2 separate regions of the Mus musculus genome follow, and region 1 is linked to region 2. Evidence: chromatin loops called from intact Hi-C (ENCODE). Cell type or tissue: left cerebral cortex. All regions are shown on one strand. Each heading gives the region's core, and the rest is flanking DNA. Links, peaks and the distances in the headings are about the cores only.

The links. Peaks named below come from ENCODE experiments on the same cell type or tissue, not always from the same donor. Only the 100,000 strongest peaks of a DNase experiment are listed, where the experiment ranks them.
Region 1: it touches region 2 in a loop (2.7-fold over the local background); 2 of 42 quality-filtered maps call a loop at or near these places.

Annotation. Positions count from the first base shown.
Region 1 is chr19:10,802,792-10,808,166 of GRCm38, reverse strand. All of the region lies in intron 1 of Cd6 (CD6 antigen), which reads left to right. Among named protein-coding and RNA genes, the nearest start is that of Cd6, 25 kb to the left of the region's middle. In left cerebral cortex, for the core only: no CTCF peak of the experiment used is centred there; DNase peaks (open chromatin) are centred at 2,063, 2,373 and 4,375; H3K27ac peaks cover 4,101 bases.
Region 2 is chr19:10,877,958-10,883,332 of GRCm38, reverse strand. Tmem109 (transmembrane protein 109) reads left to right here and starts at 1,590. Exons shown (of 4, transcript NM_134142.1): 1 at 1,590-1,681. In left cerebral cortex, for the core only: CTCF peaks have their summits at 1,267 and 2,974 (motif pointing right); DNase peaks (open chromatin) are centred at 2,432, 3,038, 4,705, 4,925 and 1 more place; H3K4me3 peaks cover 2,327 bases; H3K27ac peaks cover 2,469 bases.

The sequences.
Region 1 (5,375 bases), core at 319-5,318, 75 kb after region 2:
AGTAATAGATTGCTCGTTGCATCCCCAGGTCCCTCTTCCTAGGTTGCATGGATGAATGGAAAATGTAAGGCTCGTGAAGCAAAGTAAAATCATACTGAAACTCCAAACTAATGAGAAACCTTTGCTTTGCTGTGATACTTGATGCTGGTCACTGGAGCGGAGAAATTTTCAGTGATCAAGAAAAAAACAAAAAACAAAACAAAAAACCAAGCAGGGGCTCTAGAGATGGCTCAGTGGTTAGCGGCACTGGTTGCTCTTCCAGAAGACCTGGGTTCAATTCCAAGCACCTACATGGCAGCTCAAAAATTGTCCATAACCAGTTCCAGGACATCTGATAACCGCACCCAGGCAGACAGACATGCAAGCAAAACACCGATGCATATAACATCAAAGATAAAACATAGGTGAGCGGGCACCGGAGGAGCGGCGCAGGGCTGGCGGGGGGGTGGGGCTTCAGGGGCTCTGGGGCCCGGCAGGTTGCTTCAGACAAGCACTGATGTCAGCCTGGTGTCTTCAGGACGCGTTTCTCATGGTCAAACAGATGAAGTTATTTTAATAATGTTTTATTACCTAAAATATTTTCGTTTCTTAGTGAGTCTCCTCTCTATCCCATTTCCCTCATTAGGTCATTAGAATACAGTTTGGACTTCACATTTAAAGCACATCTAACTTAGACATTAATGTTTTGAAATAAGTAATCTGCATTGGGTGTGGTGACGACCACATACCTGGAATCCCAGCACTCAGGAGGCTGAGGAGAGAAAATGGCTGTGGGTTTGAGTGCTAGTGTGGGCTACAATGTAAATACTGTGTAACAGAATCCTGCCTCAAAAAGAAGAATAAAGAAAGGGCGATATTGCTGCCGAGGTGTGGCACACTTCTTTAATCCCAGCACTCGGGAGGCAGAGGTAGGCGGTTCGGTTCGAGGCCAGCCTGGGTTTACAAAGTGAGTTCCAGGACAGCCAGGGCTATACAGAGAAACCCTGTCTCGAAAAAGAAAAAGAAAGAAAGAAAGGGCGATTGCTATACCCAGGTTGTTCCAAGCATTTTTAAAAAGCTCTCCAAGCCCAGGGAGATGATGGGTCAGGAGGTAAAGACAATTGCTGAGCAAGCCTGGTAACATGGATTAGATCTCCAGAATCCACAGTCTACATACAGGAGCAAAGAGAATCGATTCTAGGAAGTTGTCCGCTGACTTCTACACATTGCACTGGCAAGAGCTCCCACCTCACACATGATGATGATGATGGTGATGATGGTGATGATGGTGATGGTGGTGATGGTGGTGATGATATTGGTGGTGGTGATTTATTCTTTTAAAAAGTTCTCCAATGGTTTTACTGAACTTAAAATTAAATAGCGATACATCAAGTTAAGTAAAATGAAGCTTTCCATTCCTCAACTGCACAAACCACACCCCAGGGGTTGTGTGTGTCCACTGTCATAGGGGTCACAGGACAATCTTCTAAACATAGGTCCAAACAAAGGAATAAAACATAGTCTTCCCAGATCCATGTACATGGTGGCCTTTAGGCTGTGAGCACTCCACACACAGTGACAGTGGCCCAGCCTTTGCAGCTGGATGCCAAGTGCGTAAAGAAGCTGTCCTGTCTATGCTTGGGTTCAGAAAGTGGCTTCAAGATCTAGGTTTCTCAGGTTCAAATCTTGCCCTCATCACTGCTCAGCTGTAACGAGGTCCCTAGACCATTTGCTGAACGACACAGGCCTGACAAGGGGGCTCATTCAAGGGAGCTCTCGGGAGGTATCTAGTCCATCTTCCATGTAAATCAGATGAAGGGCAGCTACATCTGTAAGACACGTAGTAATGGTCAGTAGTTGATCTCCCTCATTTTAATCTAATTACCAAAGAAGGCAAGGGATGGGAAAGATCGAAATGGTCGCCTACTCATTATACCAGTGAGAAAACAGAGCCACACAGTAAGGTAACAACAAGAACCAACCGAGAACCCCATCTGCCATTGCTTAGCCTCGCGGTCCCTACAGTGCCTCCCTCTAGAGAATACTGACATTTTCAGGGAAAATGCCCAGATCTTGGAATCGCATGAGCTGTTTCTTCCCAGGAGGGAGTTGGCTTTAGTTATTAGCCTGGCATATGGTTTGCTCTAGCTTTATTTACAGGGTCATGTGAGCAGCCTGCCCAGAGAACCAGTACAAAATCTCATTTTACCAGTGCTGTGGGCAGCCGCCTAGGGCACTTATTGGAAGATGTATGAGTGAGTGGGCGAGTTCGTTTTTATTTTGATGTAGAATATATGGACATTTTAGAAGAACGCAAAGCAAGCAGAGAGAGGAAAAACTCATCGTGGGAGAATGTTTTCTTTTTCTGATAATCTTTCTTCACTGGCAAAGACTGGTCTCCATCTTTTTCTATCCTCTTAGCATCCTTTTTCTGCCCAGTGAATGTGGCCAGCCAAAAGAATCAGGGTGCTGCCCATGTGTAGCTTACAGAGCAGGGCTGTGCTGGCTGGGTTTCTGTTGCTGAGGCACATACATTTAAAAATGAATTAGGGAGGAAAGGTTGATTTGGGCTTACAGCTTTAGGGGTGTCAATCCATCACTTCAGGGAGCACATGGCAGGGCAGAGCCATTTACCACATGGTGGCCAGGGAGGAGGAGAGGAAGGAGGGAGGGAGGGAGGGAGGGAGGGAGGGAGGGAGGGAGGGAGGGCGAGCACACAGTTGCTCTCATTGGCTTGCTCTTCTTTCCTGTTTTATTCTATGCAGGTTCTCAGGTTCTCAGCCTATGGGATGATGCCACCCACATTCAGGATCCCTTCCCTTAGTGAATCCTCTTGGGAAATGTCATCAGACATACCTAAATGAAAACTGCCATTTTAAATTACATTTTTATTTATTTTGTGTGAGTGTGGCTGGAACACTCAGAGGACAACTTGCAGGCATCTGTTCTCTCCTGTCATATGGGCCCCAGGTCCCATCTCAGGTTGTCAGCCTTGGAAGCCAGCACCTTTATCTGATTTACTAATTTTCTAGATGATTCTCTATCTGGTCAACATTAACCTTCACATGGGACAGATGCCATTATCAGCTTGTGACCAAATAACTATGTCACTCTCTTGGCTCCGTCCACAAAGAAAAGCCTCCAGCCACCACAAGAGAACACTACAGAAGATGAACTTGAACCCTTCTGGGTCCCTGGAAGAACTTGACAAGCTAGAACTGGGTCAGGGGCAAGCAAGGGCTGGAGGGAAACACAGAAATCTGTGAACTGGCCTTCAGCCACTTGTCATTCTATTGCAAACCTCCACCCTATCATTAAAAACCCTCTGTGAATACTTTATGATAGGTATTTTTAATGTGCTGTGTGTTTCTAGCCAGTCCCCCAGTGGTTTTCAGAGAACTCAGCTGTCTTTGTTTTTTTTTTGGGGGGGGGGAGGCAGGAGGAGAATGTGGATTTTCGTGTGCTTTGGTTTTGTGTGATAGAAACACGAAGCTTTTATCTGTGATGACAACACATATGGGAGCAATCTGTCCCCACTACAGGCCCTGGGTGACTCAATGTCATATTGATTCATCTTTACCACAAGCCTATAGCATGGCGAGACTTATTTAAGTTTGTAAAGGTGTCACCTAAGGCTCAGAGAGGGTCAGTGACCTGCGCCAGTAGCTGGAAGGACACTCCAACCCCTAGTCCCAAATATGGGCTCCAATTTCCATAGAGAACCGATTTCAGAAGTTACCCTCTGTCTTAGTTAGGGTTTCTATTCCTGCACAAGCATCATGACCAAGAAGCAGTTGGGGAGGAAAGGGTTTATTCAACTTACATTTCCACACCGCTGCTCATCACTGAAAGAAGTCAGGACTGGAACTCAAGCAGGTCAGGGAATAGGAGCTGATGCAGAGGCCATGGAGGGATATTCTTTACTGGCTTGCCTCCCCTGGCTTACTCAGCCTGCTCTTTTACAGAACCCAAGACTACCAGCCCAGAGATGGCACCACCCACAAGGGGCCTTTCCCCCTTGATCACTAATTGAGAAAATGTCTTACAGTTGGATCTCATGGAGGCATTTCCTCAACTGAAGCTCCTGTCTCTGTGATAACTCCAGCTGTGTCAAGTTGACACAAAACTAGCCAGCACACCCTCCCTTTCTCTTCTCTTCTACCGTCCCCACTTCCCTTCCCTTTAACCCAACAAAAGGTCTTGCACAATCCAGGCATGCTCTGGCTCTGAGATCCCACACTAGCCCTCGAGGCTACTTCTGCGGATTAAGTGCCCTGAAGCAGAAGTATAGGCAGCTGCTGGCTTGGCTTGCTGCTGTCGTGGGTGCTTGCAAACAGTTCCCCATGTTTCTAACCATGTTTCTAGCCGTGATCCATGCCACACTTCCCACAAGGTTCTTTCTGTAAATCCAATCTCATTTCCCAGCCCTCCCTTCCAACTCTCACCCTGCCTCCTCCCCCACACGAAACCTTCATCCATCTTGCGTTCAACTTCATTACACACCCATGATTTTCTCAGCATCTCAGGTCGAGCCAGTGGCCATCGGTGCCTTGGACTGTAGCTCACACAACTGTTTACTCAAGGGGGACCCAGGAGTCCCCTTACTGAATTTGCTTCAATGTTGGGATGGCCAGTGGAGTCACAGCTTCTCTTTTAGTGTCCAGACTCCTCACCATCTCTCCCCTGAGAGGCCTACAGGAACCCATGGGCCTCAATGGCACAAGATAATGGCACCTGAGTTCTGGTTCCTCAGACTCTTCTGTGGGCTTTGCTGTTGTTTTGAGACTGGGTTTCACTTTGTAGCCAAGGATGATCCTGAACTTGCAATCCTTCCACCTCTAACTCTGATGTGCTGGGATTACAGATGTGTACCACTGCGTCTGGGTTCTTCTGCAAGTTTGGTGTCCTGAGAAAGAGTCTTACTTTGTAGCATCGGCTGTCTTGAAATTCTCCATTTTCCTCTCTCAGCCTCTTGGGTGCTGGGATCATGGGCTTATGCTGCTCCTGGCTTCCTTCGGGCTTTGTCCCTCCTGTGTTCAGAGTTCCCTTGGTGGTACCTTCTCCTCAGTGGCTCTCTCTGCCTGTCCCATCTGGGCTTCTTGGGCTTCAGATTGGGACTGGATGGCAAAGCCAGCCTCACGGCTGGCTGGGGCTGCTCTCTCCAGTTCTTCCACTCCAGTCCTTCCCTTTCTTGGTCCATTGCTTCTCAGCATGGAAAGCACAGCCCAAGGTCGTGATCGAAAGAATGAAGGATAAGGATGCTCTTAAACTTCTGATCCTCCTGCCTCCATCTCCCAAGAGCTGGGGTGCTTTGCGTTTCCGTGTTCTCTCACTGTTCCCATAGGTACCTTTTACAGGCATATACTAAAGAACAGCCATGTGACCAAGCCTTCCCT
Region 2 (5,375 bases), core at 86-5,085:
CCCCTACCAGTCAAAAGAACCAGAGTTGAAGTTTATTAAAGATAAGTTGATACATATTTTTAGGAACATGATTTAACAGAGGGGGTGGGGGAGAGAGACAGAGACCAGGAAAAGAGTAAGACATAACCAAGTGTTTATATAGGATTCTGAAGAGGGAGTCACAAATAAGTGTCACACCATTAGCCCATATAAAACATCCTGGCAGCTCTCAAGTTATGCCTTAAAAGGGTTGTTAAGAATTGGTTTTTTTATCCTTTTCTCTCTTTCTGATTAGTGATATTATAGGATGGCTCCAGAAGTGACTGGGTTAGGAATATAATCTAGTAAAATATAACTATGAGCCACTAGGATTGCACCCTTTAGGGGAGGGCTAGGACAGGTCTTTCTTACTGTAAATGTAAGTTTCTAGTGAAGTTCTTAGAAACTTGTAGGTTTACAGCTGGGAAGAGAGAAACACCTAAAGTAGTTTTTGATTCTCAGTTGATGGGAGGTTTTAACAAGACTCCTAAGGGAAGTCCTCCTTTCCCTTCCAATGTTCCCATACATTTCTAATATGTGTGCCTATGTTAATTTCCCAAAAGGCACTTGCAAACTAAAACTAAGTCTAGAAAGAAACCAAAAACACCACTCCCACCCCCACCACCCCTGAGATCTTTTCCACTAAGGCACGCCTGACAACCCGGATTCAATCTCCGGGATCCACACAGCAGGAGAGAACTGACTTCCATAGGAGTATTGTATTGTGCCTGCACACCCGAACGCATGCATAGAATACATAACTACACGTAATTTTAAAATTTATGGGTTGGTGAGATGGTTCAGCGGTGAAGAGCACTAACTGCTCCTCCAGAGGTCCTGAGTTCAATTCCTAGCAACCACATGGTGGTTCACAACCCCCTGTAATGGAATCTGATGCCCTCTTCTGGTGTGTCTGAAGACAGCTACAGTGTATTCATATAAATAAACCTTTAAACAATTTTTACATCTCTGCCTACCTCATCCACAAAGCTACCTCAGTGTTCTAAGGTTTAAAACAAACAAACAAACAAAATAACCCCAGGGCACCTGGGTTGCTTTCCTTTCCCTAACAATTGTAAGCAAAGCTTTGGTGGTCACCCACACATTTTGGGTGAGGTTTTGCTCTCTTCCAGAGCATATGAGTTTCTCCAAGGCCGTACACCGTTCATGTGCCCACTAACACCTTGTGCCTTTCCCCCCTGATGTGCCATTTTTAGCGTGAAAGGTTTCTCAGCCCTCCAAGTGCTCGCCAGCGCCCCGCCTTAGGAACTGCACTTCCCGGGAGGAAACTGCCGCCCTAAATGCGTTGTAGACTCGGATCTGCACCGAATCCCGCATCGAGCACCAACTCTACCCACGCCACAGCCTCGACAGTTCTTTCTTTCCCCTTTCCTGCCAAAGGCTTCGCTTCCGTTCCAACTCCAATTTCCGGCGCCATTCTTCTCTTGGAAATATTTGGGAGGGAAAAAACACGTACAAACCATAATGGAGCGAGCAGAGCGCATGCGTCCACGATGCCTGCCAGAAAGACCTGCCAGTCTCCTCCGTCGACCGCCCCGCGCATGCGCAGACTATAAACCAACACCCCGGGAGTTGAGGCGCCGGTTTGGTGGCGCGTTTTCTAGCGAAGTCCCACGTGAAGGATAGCGGTGACCGGAGCAGGGTGAGTGAGGGCCGAGACCAGGGCTGTAGATGCAGCTTAAAGGACAGATTTGCAGGAGGTAACAGGGCGGAGCCGCAAGGCCTTGCGAGCCCTAGTGGGGAGGGGTCGAACGTGGAACGTGGGGCTTAACAAGTATGGGACCCAGATCCTCGTTGCTATGCAACCAGGGGCGTTGTTACTAGGTAACCCTGGAGGAGAGTGTTTCCCGGGATGAGTGGGTTCGAGCGCTGAGGTCTAGCCCTCCGGAGGGAGCAGCTGCCAGATTTGGGGGATGAGGCCAGTGCCGAACTGCACACCTCCCCCAGCCCCATGGTCCAGCCTCCTGCCGCCTCAGTTGGAGCCCCCCTCAGGGTATCCTGACCTCATGGGCCTCGCGACGCCACTATGGAGTGCTTGGCAGGGGATGTGCTGTTCGAAATAGCACATGCCACTGACCCTATTGCCTGGAGTCTGGGCCTTGGGAAGGGAGCGGCAAGGCTGCACACCCCCCCCCCCCCCCTTTGCAAACACCCTGCCCCACAAACAGTTGCTGGGTAGCAGCTGTCAGGGGTTTAGCGAGGGCTGCCTCCGACCTGCCAGAACGCTGACTTCATTCTCCTTAGTGGTGACTTCGCCACGTTTAGGACCTTCTATCTCAGCTGTGCTTCTCATGTGGCTGTCGTATATTTGGACTGACTATTCAAATAACCTCCTCCCCTTCCCTCCCCCCCCCCCCCCCGCCACCTCTCCATGTCTTTATGTCCTACACTTGTGGCTTCTTGGCAGGGCTTCTGATACTCATTTAGCAAGCACTTAGTCATTCTATGCTAGGTGCTGGGGATTCCAAGAAAAGTTAATGTCAAGTTAGTCTGAGAGTCACTGGGAGGCTGTGGGACAAACTTTGAACACAGTGCTTGCACAAATTATCTAACTTCTTGAAGTAACTCTTAACCCAGTTTCAACAGAACTTACATTTGAGGAGATTGAATTTCAGATAGGTTAAGTAACAGGTGTAAAGGTAGTGGCGGCTAACTTGTGATAGATCTGAACCTGTGTCCTTTGTACAGAGAGCTCTTAGGAGGCTTTGCTTAAAGTAGACTTTTCTCTGCGTTGCTGATCTTTGCAACCACTGTTTGATTATGCCTCAGGAATCCTGGGGAGCTTTAAAAACAAAACAAAAAGGCTGAGCTCCTCCCTGGGAGGGTCTGAGTGGGTTGCCTGGGTGGGGCAAACACCCTTGTTTAACAGGCTAGTCAGGCAGGTCAGATGGGCAATCCAGAGTGAGGATTGCAGATCCACAGGACTGCAGTGAGTAGTGAAGGAACCGTGGGGGCCAGCAGAGGGCACCAAGTTAGTTCTTGCCCCTGTAGTGATTTATAGCGAGAAAGGAAAAAGAAGAGGAAGGAGCACTGACTGGAGGTAGTGTGGACAGCCCCACCCCGCCCTGGCAGAGCAAACCACAGCTGAACATAGAGTGACGTCTCACCACCATAGTAAGTAAAGCAGTTCCCCAGCTGAGACTGTCCCTACTAAGCTGAATTGCAGCTGTCTGAACAGGAGTGGCCAGTCTCAGTGCTATCTCTGGCTGTCCCTTCTTACTCTCTTGGTGTGTAACCTGTAAACTCTCAGCGGGTGGGTCATCTTCCAGTATGAAGGCTTTTCTTGGGAGGTTTGGGTGTCTTCGGCTTTACGCTCGATGGTAGGTAATGGAACGGTATGTTCCCATAGGCAGAGAGCAGGTCTTACCAAGGCAGTGTGGACGTGTGGGACAAGCAAAAGGGCAAGCCTGAGCTGCTGGACTTGGGGACACGGTCCCTATTTCTGTTCTCAGCAAAATGGGGTGTCATGATAACTATAGGGCTGGTGAGATGCTCCATGGGGGGAAGGGACCTGCCACTAAGCCTAATGAACTGAGTCCGATCCCTGGGACCCACATGGTGGAAGGAGAGAACCAATTTGTTTAAGTTGGTCTTTGGCTTCCACACATGCAAACATACACACTTGTATACACACACTGTTCTTTTGTAACTAAGTGGTAAAGTGCTTGCCTACCTGTTAGCTCTGAGTTTGATTTCCAGCTACACACACACACACACACACACACACAGATTGTCATAAAAATTAAATGAAGTAGACAACACTTAGTAAATTACGAATCACTATTAAAATTTGATAACTTATACACATTTCCATGTGTGGAGTACCTCCTGTTTGAGGAAACAAAAACGTTTCAGACATGTTCCCATCTTTCAGAGGCCAACGCTGTTTGTCTTTTAATGGCCATAGCATCTTTCTGTATTAATAATATTTTGATGAGTGCTAGTATGTATGTCCTTAATTGGTAGTATTTGCTTTTATATACAAAGCCCTGGGTCCAGTTCCTAGTGCAACACACAGGTAACACACACGTGGCACATACCTGTAAACTCAATACTTGGTGGAAGAAGGAAGATCAGGAGTTGAGAGTCATCAGCAGCATGAGGAGTTCGGGCTAGCCTGGGCTACATCAGGCCCTGACTTAAAGAGCAAAACTGCAAAGTTCTTGATGAGACATGAGGAAGCATGATGATGGTGGGTCAGATTCATATTGCCTGAGCCTCACTTAAAAAAGGAAAGGAAAGGAAAGGAAAGGAAGAGGAACTGATGAAGAAAGTAGCTTGCCAGTTTTCTTCACACCCAGTGTTCTCCAGAATCCTGTGAGATTCTGGCACACTTCAGCTCACCTAGAAGAGCAGTGCTGTCCTCAAGGTGGAGGGGTTAAGTTCAAGGTTCCCTAGACTGGGGCAGGTGGCTGCTTTAAGTTGAAACTGGCCCAGAGAACAGGCTGCTGTGGGAGTTGCAGCTCATGTCACCCTGACCTTCTAGTAGGGAAGAGACGACACCTGATTCCTCCTGTTGGAGGTCCTTGGATATAGGATCCAACCCAAGATAGCAGGCCTGTTCTTTAGGGCCCCAATCATGATTGTGACCCAGATACCTTAGGAACCAACCCATGTTTTCCGCAGCTCCTACCAGTGGCAGGCAGGAACCATCTGGCTCTTGATTTGTGCCAAAGAGAAGAAGATTCTTTCAGCTTGAGGCTTTTTCACTTGAATTGTGTGTCCTGCAACTCCATTTGACCTTGGGGGGCGGGGTGTGTCAGGCAGCTGTTTCTGGTCCAGAAGCTACCCCAATGAAGTATTTTTAGAGTCTTTTTTTTTTTTGCGCCTTCTCTGCCCAAATGGTGGAACATCTTTCTATTCCCTCTCTGCTATCCAGATGACTCTAGATTTGCAGCCAATTCCCCCCAGTACTCTGGTAACCACACATACTTCAAACCCTGGCTTCTCCACCACCTTAGAGCCTCGGCTCAGCCTCGGCTCAGAAGCTCTGACTCACAGGACCTCTCTGGAGCTGCAGGTGTCCTTTTGAGGCCAAGGTAGAATGGGATTTACTAGAGTCCTTTGACGTTTCTCAGCAGAGTGGCAAAGAAGAAGTGGGCCTGCAAACATTCTTCTTACCTACTCCTTACCTGCTTCAATAGGTTGGTGCTTGCTGACTCCTCACTCACGTGTGGCATCATGTTGTGGATGAGATCAGAGCACAGAGCACAAGGTGCTTGGGCAAGTTTTCGCCATAATTCCCAGAGATGGTTGGTGAATGCCAAGTGTGTTCGAGCTTATGGATAATCTGTTATGTGACTTTATAAGTAACTTCTAAACTTGAACACAGTTCA